3 separate regions of the Homo sapiens genome follow, and regions 1 and 3 are each linked to region 2. Evidence: chromatin contacts called from ENCODE Hi-C or POLR2A ChIA-PET data. All regions are on one chromosome and are shown on one strand. Each heading gives the region's core, a stretch centred on a gene start or an enhancer-like site at or near the end of the contact. The rest is flanking DNA. Distances are from core to core; before and after follow the strand shown. Region 1 holds the start of SESN3 (sestrin 3). Region 2 holds the start of MRE11 (MRE11 double strand break repair nuclease). Region 3 overlaps SMCO4 (single-pass membrane protein with coiled-coil domains 4).

Region 1 (3,121 bases), core at 622-3,121, 740 kb after region 2:
AGTATCAACTGTAATTTGATCCTAGAGTTTATGGAAAAAAATAACTGCACATACTCAACATGCACATTTAATAAAAATCTGTTTCAAGAGAAACATATCCAATAAACACAATTTAAGGCATATTTAACTGTTCAATTAACCTCAAATCTGCAATCCCTTTGCTCTCACGCTCTCAAATAAAATAGGAAGAAAAAAAAAAGCAGCAGCCCTACTGCAGGGAAAAGAGGCTTGAAAAACAACTTTGATTGGCACTTGGCCTGACCCACAGAGGAAGAAAAACAGTTTTTGGACAAAGAGCGCAAATATTTGAGCTTGCTTACTTATGTGCTTTTTTCTTTCTTCCTTTTTTAAAAAAAAATGTAGAAAGAACAATCCCAAAGTGAACCGTATTTAGAGATGTTGACTAAAAACGGTACCATATTCATCTCCGCTTTCAGTCCCGATGCATTTGCACAGCTCAGCAATTTTAATTCATTTGTAGTGAACAAACAGAAGCATCTCACCTAACGTTTCCACTTAATAAAATGTAAAAATAGAGTTTGAATACGAATAAACTGATTATAATATTACTTTGGGGCAGCTGTTAAAATCTGATCAAAAAGTCTAGAGACCTTTTTTTCATTCCCTTCCCCATCCCTCTCGCCCTTCCCCGCGGGGCGATTAAGCCAAGTAAGCTAAACAATACTGGAGTAAACTTTCTATCAGTCACTCTAGGAAGCAGCAATAAACTGATGGTGCGCCTCATTTTTCTGGATCAACACGGGGGCAGGGGGGTGCTAAGGAGGAATAACCCACATCCACCTCAGTCTTCTCCTCCCCCAACCCCAGCCTCAGGAACTGGCCAGGTCGAATTGCATTTCCCATGGGCATAAAGTTCAAGATGCTTTACTGGTTCCTTTCGAGACTGAACTACAGACACAGGACTACCATCCAAACAATTTGAAAACGGGGGTTGTTGAGCAAGGCGCGCAAGGCAGAAGCAACCGAATAAACAAAAACAACACTCGCAAGAGTTAGCCACAGCAAAGAGGGGCCAGGTTCCTCGGGATCCGACCCAGCTGCTCTGATTTCACACCGACCTCCATCAACAGCTAAACTGCACAGGGAGGAGGATCGAACGGATCCCTCCCGCCCTCCGCCCAAGGAGCCGACCCGGGGTAGCAAGGTAGGGAAATGAGCCGTAAAGGAGAGCAAAGGCACCAAATAAAAGGAACAAGGGAAGAAAAAATATCCCAACCCCTCCAGACTTGGGTCTGTCCCGGCGGAAATAAAAAGCCGCAGTAGTCCAAACCCTCCTGCCCTCAACCCACGCCCCCTTTCTCAGTCCCTGCGGAGGGACGGTGCCCGGGGATCCCTCTCAGCCTCCCCCAGTGCGCGCCCGGGGACGAGCCGCCCGAGCCCCGGCCGGCAGGAAGCGACCCTCGCCGGCAGGACCCCGGGCCGAACCCGTACCTTCCGCAGCACTTTCCGGCAGTTGGTACAGAGCAGGTAGTTGGCGGCGGCCGACGGGCTGCCGCCGCCCCGGTTCATCGTGGCTGCGGGCGCCGAGGCGAGAGCGGGCGGAGGGCCGGGTCCGGGCTGTCACTGCGGCCACTGCAGGGCCGGTCCGTCCCCCCGCCGCCAGCCGCGATTCCGCCTCAGCCTCCTCAAGGCGGGATGTCGGGAGGAGAGGCGACTGCCTGAAAGCTAGCGGCACTGCCAGAGGCGACCACCGCGGCAGCTGCCCCAGCGACGGCGGAGACGGCGGCGGCTGCTCCTCACCGGCCCGTTGTTCCACCCGCCCCCATCTTCCAGACCCCCGCCCCCGCCAGGCTAGGACGAGCAGCCGCCACCGCTGCCACCGCCACCACCGCCGCCGCAGCGCCTCAGTGCGGCCCCGCCTCCGCCGCCCCACCACCTTCACCACCTCCACGCTCCGGTACCGCCCCTCCCGCCAATCGGACAGCTCCGGCTACGCCCCCAGGGCGCTAGCCCGCAGCCAATGAGCAACGAGAGCCCGACTGGGAGTCGCGCCGGCCAATCGCAGGGGCCGAGGAAGCCTTGAATCTCCGGGCAAGTTAAGTTTATCTCCGAGGCTCGGAACTGAAGGGAGGTGGCGGTTAGCTAAGTAGTAGGGTAGCAGGGAACAGTTTGCTCTCCTCTGCCAATAAGAGGACGAGGGTGTGTCATATGCAAATATACTGCCCTCCAAGCCCCACCCCCAAGATAAGCTACGCCCCCTTCTCTAGGTCCCTGCAGAAGTGGTGAGGAGAATGAGATAAATAGTTGGGAGCTAGAGCTCGCTAGAGAGTCTAAGATTGAGCTAAATATTTCCTGATCTCTCGAGAAAGGGGGAGGGGAGTGGGAGGATTAAATGTTCCTTCCTTCAGGGCAGTGGTTAGGCTTTCTCTCCACCAAAATCTAACTTTAGCTGTAAAGAAGACTGCAGTTATGTAGTACTTTGTATCCAGGGATCTCAAAGAACTTTACGCATCATTTATTGTGAACCTTGTTTTGCAAAGATTTCAGTTACTTGAGGCTTGGGAGGCGGATAGGGGATAAATGTCTGAGTTATATATATATTTACGCAAGTAATCGAGTTTGAGGGGAGAGACACAAAACCTCTGGTTTAGCGGTTTCCTCTTGTTTGTGAAGCACCTTCTAGCAGTTATCTTAGAGATGTAAGTTCATTTACTTGTCCAGCACTAAAAGGCCAAAGGGGCTTGTTTTCTCACCCAAAAGACCTTCCTGAGGCAGCTGTTCGGATACATGCAGAGCACAGCGCCCTGCTCAGAAAGGAAGGTTCAGAGAACAAATTGTCGTTTAAAACTATTGGGACAAACCTACCTCTTCTAAAGCTTAAAATGGTAAGTCAGGGTTTTAGCGTCCACGTTCTGCGGAGAGAAGGCAGACTTGACTGGGGAAAGCGCAGGCTGACCGAGTGTGGCGGGACAGACGGGTAGGGGAGCCAGGTCTCCCGAAGGGGCTAGCAATGCGCGTCCGAGTCGAATGCGGGTTCCCGATGCTAGACGCCCGCAACCTGCTCCCGAGTGAGAACAAAGGCCGGCGCAGAGCGAGAACCTGATTGGTGCCCGGTCCTCACTCGTGTCCTCCGGGCCCCAGAGATAACTTGCATCGCCTA
Region 2 (2,793 bases), core at 1-2,500:
TTAGCTTCCAGTTAACAAACAGATAAATATTTAAAACATTCCAAATACCCTTTTTGATGACTAATATTTCTGTTCATAAACAGGTTCCTTATTTACTGCTTATTAAATAAGTTTTCTTTTACTGTGATCACAGTTGACGAGCTTTAGAAACCCCAAATAACAAGGGATTCCAGAAGTCAGGTGCTTACAGTGCATCTGCAGTACTCATTTTTATGGTCAGTCAAGCTCCTCTGGGACCAGGTTCTTCTCCAAGAACCCCTGGGTACTGTACTCAAATGTCAGAAAATGCACTCGATTCCAAATTCTAGAAATTCTAAAAACAAAATTACATCATAAAACACATTTTTTAAAAGCCTGCACGTATTTAACCAACATGATTTACGCTGCACAAGGTACAGACGTCTTAATTAGACTGGCAAATTTAGAAGTCTCATTTTCATCTAAGCACCCACTATACTTTTTTTTAATGAACTGAGCATAGAAAATAATATATCTCCAGTGTACATCCTGTTTCCTAGTTTCACCAAGATGATTAAACTCCTATTTTCCTTTCCCGTGCTCTTATGGGAAATTAATGTATGCTAAATAAATGGGCAGAAAGGGTCACATACGGTTCTGGTTCAACACACAAACAACTCTAGATGTGCAGATATTTTTAAGTTGCACGCATAGGTTACTCTGGAGAACAGAGGCAATCCTGTATTTCCTATTCAAACCCCACGATTTTTTTTAAAGGACCTGGCTAGTTTGGAAAAGGGAACGGGCCCGCGTTTAAAGCGAGTGTAAATAAACAAACACGTGGTCTGCGGAGGAACACCTTTAAGCACCAGCAGGATGACTGAAAATAGCCAGGTTTGGGGAAGAGTGGCTGCCACCGCGAGACAACCCCCACCACATCTGGAGCTCCAGATTCCGTCGGGATTCCAAGCCTCAACACGCCCTCACCGCAGGGAACCTCGGAATCAGAACGCTGAGCCCGCCAGGACCCCTCCCCTGCCCACTCGGCCCGCTCTTCCCGAGGTTCCAGTTAACTCTGGGCTTCCGCCTGGGAACCTGCAGAAACAGGAGACGAATGCGATTCCTAAATTACCCCACTGCTGGACTCTTCGAAGCCCCACAATCGCGACCCAAGGCTGTCTTCTTTTCGGGAAGAAAGGGCAGGATCCGTGAAAAGAAAACAACACGGTCTGAACTTGCCTCTGAGAACCCGCAGGGCCGTAAACCTGAATTCCGCGGGAGAGAACGGCGTCCGTTTCTCTCGCGACACTTCATGGATAACGTAGATGCTTCAAGTCCAGTTCGGCTCTCATTGGCTACCGCACGCAGTGAGGGGGCGGGGAAAGTAGCGGCGAGGCCCCGCCCTCACGCAGGAGCCAATCCTGAGCAGGCTAGGAGACGAACCCGGAAGTGAGATGCAAGGCGGCGATTTTCCCTTCTGTCAGGTGGGTTGTTATTCCCTGTCCCGGACCTCGCTTTTTGATGGACCGGCGCCATCTAAGAACTCCTGAGCCCGTGGGGGTGGGTAGCCTGTGGACACAGGCCGAGCCCTGCAGGTCAGGCCGCTTCGTGGTCCCCAGGTAGGACCGAAGCCGCTTCTCCGCTCTTGGCTGTTTGGAAGGCCGCAGGCGGAGCTCACGGGCCTGTGAGCTCCCGGCTGGTGGCAGAGTGCCGGAGCTGGATCCCCTCTCCCTCCCTCCCAGTCGCCAGACCCTCTACAGGTGTCGCCCCTAGGTCCTTGAGTTCAGCACATCTGCACTGCTTTGTGCTGAGAGCAGTAAGATGTATAGTGCAGCGAAAAATAATGTAGAACTTTTGAATTAGAACGTCTGCCCTTTCAGTTCCATTGAAGGGTCCTTGATCTAGGGCAAGTTGTTTTAATCTATCTGAACCTCCTTCACCAGTAAGGTTTATAGCCCCGCCTATCACTGAGTTGTTTGTAAGGAGTTGACATAGTTCGGATCTCTCTCAAAATAGGATATGCCCTTTAAGTTAGGAAACATACCCTGACATTCCTGATGGAATATCAGGAATATCATCATCAAGTCATCAGTTTTGTTTCTTAACTGTAAGTCGGGTAGATGCGCCTAGGCTTGGCTTTTTAAACTAAATATACCAGTAAAATTTTGTACATAATTTTTTGTATCTGGATCTGTAAACTCAAAATTTATATAAAGGGAGTTTTTATTGAAAGGAAAAGCATGTTGGGGGAGAGGGTAAGATCTGTGGTATAAGGTTACTATATTTGATATAATTACAAGTGAACTTTTATTTATTAGCATCTGTTAAGTGTTTAATGAATTGATGTATGGTCATTTTTGTGTTGCAAGGTTCAGGAATTAGTTTGAGAATCAAAGAAAAAGTGGAAGCTCCAGGAGAATTAATAAAACACAGAGCAATTCTGATTGGATATCTCTGATTCCAAGGGTGTCTCTGATTGGGTGACTGAAAAGCCGGATTGGCCTTAGGAATACTTTAGTAAAATTCTTACATTTTACAATAAAGTAACAGGACCAGAAAAGTTACTGGACATGAGTAATACATTTAAACTTGAGTTTAGTGCTATTGCCACTAGTAATAAAGTTTAATACCACATTAAGATTGTATACTGTTAAACTTGTGAGATTAGGTATCAAGAAATCAGTATCTTGGGGTTATGCCTAACTCTGGAACTTCTCAGAATCCATTCCAGGCAAAATCAAGTGACAAGACTTTAATTAAATGTAATGCTACACATACTTCTTAATGCCTTCTATAGACAAGTAGGAGATAAATATAAGTTAAATGTGGTCCTTA
Region 3 (2,893 bases), core at 394-2,893, 970 kb before region 2:
TTATAGGACACAGACTCAGAAAGGTTCAGTAACCAGCTCAGGCTCACAAAGCCAGGAAACGGCCGGGAGGGAACCTAGGATGGGACCACACATTCCTGAGGGAGAAGAGAACCCTACTGTGTACACGATCCCCAGGGCATTTGAAGAGGGCATTCTTTCACTTTCGGAATACAAGCTGATTTTAAACAGGCATCTTCTCGGTTGTGTTTTATGAAACTTACAGGGGAAGCTATGGTATAGAAGTATGCTACCTAAGAGTGACTTCCCTTAAGAATCCCCATCTGTAAAATGGAGATGATGACGACCACTCCCTGGGAGCACTGGACAAGACTTTCTGGGCAAAGTCCTGAAAACTCTGACACTCCACAAACACAAATGACCTGGAGCAGCAGCATTACTGCCAGGCCCCTGGAAGTAGCTTATGGGGACAAACTGAAGAGAAAGGCAAAACACACACTCCCCGCTACAAAAGTGCTTAGTCCTCCAAAATGCAGGGAAGGCACGGAGTACTGATGATGAGGAATGGTGGGTCAACAGCCAGTGCACACAGAGGAGGTGGTGCATCCAATGCGTTCCCCACCTATGTTAACTCACAGATCTCGCCTGCTCACTGCACTCATCCAAGGTCTTGGGCAAGGACCCACAGAAAAATAGTGAAACAGGAAAAAAATCCAACAAAGGGTATAAACTCAGAATTCTGTGATCCAGTCACACCAGAGTGACATCATAAAACATAACTCCAGTTCCACAAAGACAGATGCTTCCCTGGGCTGGGCGGCCCACATCCCCAACACCCACAGCTGGCCTCTACTCAGAGGAAGGTTGCACTCAACCCACAATGGGCCAAGGAGCCACTACTGTACTGCCACTCCCAGCTGTGGTCAGAATACCCTCTCCCAGGGCTCCTGCTGCCACTTCCAGCTGTGGCCAGAACACCTCCCAGGGCTCCTGAGACCACTGTGCTATGCAGCAAAAGGCCACACTCTGATCAGAAGATCTTACGTTTGAATCTCAAGCACTGCTACTTACACACTGGGTCTGTCAGCAAATTACTGCCCCACTGATTCTCAGGTCTTTTCCTCTGTAAAATGGAGAAAATAATAACCACTTTCTGAGCTTGTTGTGAGGATTAAATGAGATAATCTGCATAAAAGGCAAGGCACACAGCAACTGAAGCTATTATCCAACTTGAAGCAGAGGCCAGCTAATATTGGGTAAAAATTAAATTTGATTCCTTGAAAGAAAAAAGTTCCATAGAGTTAGTGAGGATCAGCAATTTTCAGAAAATTTAAGGAAGTGAGGTGGAAAAATTCCACTCCCCCCATTCCTAAAGGGTTTTGAAGCCCACCCACTCCTGGCTCTCCTGCAGGAATAGAGAACTGCAGTGTCTCCAGACTCTTCCCACTTTATAAATACACCCTACGACCAACCAGAGAGTGCTTGCTGCCAAACTCCTGGGCAAACGCGACCAACAGGATTGGATCCGGAAATTAGATGTCCAAGCAGCCCAGTCATACTCAATTCAAAATAGATATCTGTGACCTACTTAGTCTTCGAGTACCATTCTCAAAGCCAAAAAACAAGACAGGGCCACTGACTTCAGCAGAGCCCTGCATGGGCCCCTGCTTTCCTGTCAGATGAAACGTGCACTGCAACAGTGATGACTCAAGAAATTATCTCAGGATAGCTGGACAGAAACCCCAGCTTGGAAAGAGCTGATTCAAACAGTTGTGAAAAAGCAAAAAGTCACAGAAGTCCTGCCAACAGTTTATCCTCTCTGACTATCCCCAATAATCCATCTTCATCCACTTGGACTGAGGGTTACACCTCTCATGACAGGGACTTCTCAAGCTGTCTATCCCTAACACTCATATTGGTTTGAGTATACATATCTTCCCATAAAACAAGGGATTCTGCCTACTGTACCTTGATGTTCTACAAAGCATCAAGCACAGAAAGGGTCCAATGAAGAGCAAGCACCACCCAAGGGGGACCCCCTCCCCTCCCCAGGGGCAGACCACCAGGTTCCAGCCCACTCACACGCTTGGCTGCTCAAGATTAGAGAACAGAAACAGACAAATATTTGCTAAAAAAAAAAAAAAATTAGGAAGACAAACAAGACCAGGGAAAGTTGCTATGTACTTTCAACCACCGCAGTTACAGAATGATCTCCTAAATTACAACTCATTTCACCAAAGAGATGAGAGTTTTGGGGAGAGTGAATCCAAGGAATTTGGCAGGGACAAATTCCAGTGAAATCCTAGAGCATTCAGCACTAGGCAGTACAACACCAGGTAGACAGTGGAACATTATACTTCACCAGTGAAGCGATGGTAGAGGAAACAAGCTGCTGCCAAAAACAAAAATGAAATAAAGCAAACCTGCTGCTCTTCACATCCGCATCCATCCTCCTCACATCTCCAAGGTCAGCCCCACTGTTCTCACGCACCATTGTACACTCAAAATTCTCATCAGAGAAACTTCCTTGAGAGCCCTGTGGTTTCCTCAGCACTTTTTCCCTACATCATGACATTTAATCATCACCACCATCCTGGGAGGCAGGTGGAACAGGCATTTTTATCACTCACTGAGAAATGAGGAAATGGAAGCCTAAGTATGTCTACCACACGGCACAATCAGGACTAAAGTACAGACTAATTCCCAAGTTCAATGTGTGTTCTCCAAAATAACCCAGACCTGACAAGGCCACATATCTGAGCTCTAGGCCATTGCCCTTTCCACTGCACTGCTGAGGACCTTCTAGAGACAGAATTCCGACACACAACCCTCTCAGTACAGCAGCCCACTCTTCAACCTTCTCAAGACACAACAGAGCTCACAAACCAACCTTGGCAACCGCTGACAGGCAGCACCTGCGTCAGCCACACACCCT

Evidence for each region. A loop is a pair of places that touch in the nucleus more often than their neighbours do. ChIA-PET counts read pairs that join two places held with the same protein, here RNA polymerase II (POLR2A). Pooled maps may share reads with other maps.
Region 1: a map of natural killer cell shows a loop between it and region 2 (11-fold over the local background). The contact joins the promoter of SESN3 here to the promoter of MRE11 in region 2. A Hi-C loop is called at or near these places in 4 of 168 maps with a recorded cell type or tissue (CD8-positive, alpha-beta T cell, naive thymus-derived CD4-positive, alpha-beta T cell and natural killer cell) and 10 of 50 pooled maps. POLR2A ChIA-PET finds 5 or more read pairs at or near these places in 1 of 52 experiments (activated T-cell).
Region 3: a pooled map shows a loop between it and region 2 (4-fold over the local background). The contact joins the enhancer-like site here to the promoter of MRE11 in region 2. A Hi-C loop is called at or near these places in 1 of 168 maps with a recorded cell type or tissue (ascending aorta), 1 of 37 single-sample maps with no recorded cell type and 5 of 50 pooled maps.

Annotation. Positions count from the first base shown.
Region 1 is chr11:95,229,331-95,232,451 of GRCh38, forward strand. SESN3 (sestrin 3) reads right to left here and starts at 1,872. Exons shown (of 10, transcript NM_144665.4): 1 at 1,453-1,872. The coding sequence starts at 1,530. LOC100129203 (a long non-coding RNA gene) reads left to right here and starts at 856. Exons shown (of 6, transcript NR_110295.2): 1 at 856-1,165; 2 at 1,795-2,243; 3 at 2,722-2,846. RefSeq lists silencers at 1,426-1,735, 1,746-1,895 and enhancers at 2,251-2,890, 2,891-3,121.
Region 2 is chr11:94,492,594-94,495,386 of GRCh38, forward strand. It overlaps MRE11 (MRE11 double strand break repair nuclease), which reads right to left and starts at 1,251. Exons shown (of 20, transcript NM_005591.4): 1 at 1,198-1,251; 2 at 189-313. The coding sequence starts at 208. It overlaps ANKRD49 (ankyrin repeat domain 49), which reads left to right and starts at 1,391. Exons shown (of 3, transcript NM_017704.3): 1 at 1,391-1,442. RefSeq lists an enhancer at 1,601-1,690.
Region 3 is chr11:93,524,213-93,527,105 of GRCh38, forward strand. All of the region lies in intron 1 of SMCO4 (single-pass membrane protein with coiled-coil domains 4), which reads right to left. Among named protein-coding and RNA genes, the nearest start is that of SMCO4, 18 kb to the right of the region's middle. RefSeq lists enhancers at 2,436-2,535, 2,566-2,735. Within about 2 kb of position 1,644, at least 10 of the 41 ENCODE cell types and tissues checked have a DNase peak (open chromatin) inside an H3K27ac peak, as active enhancers do.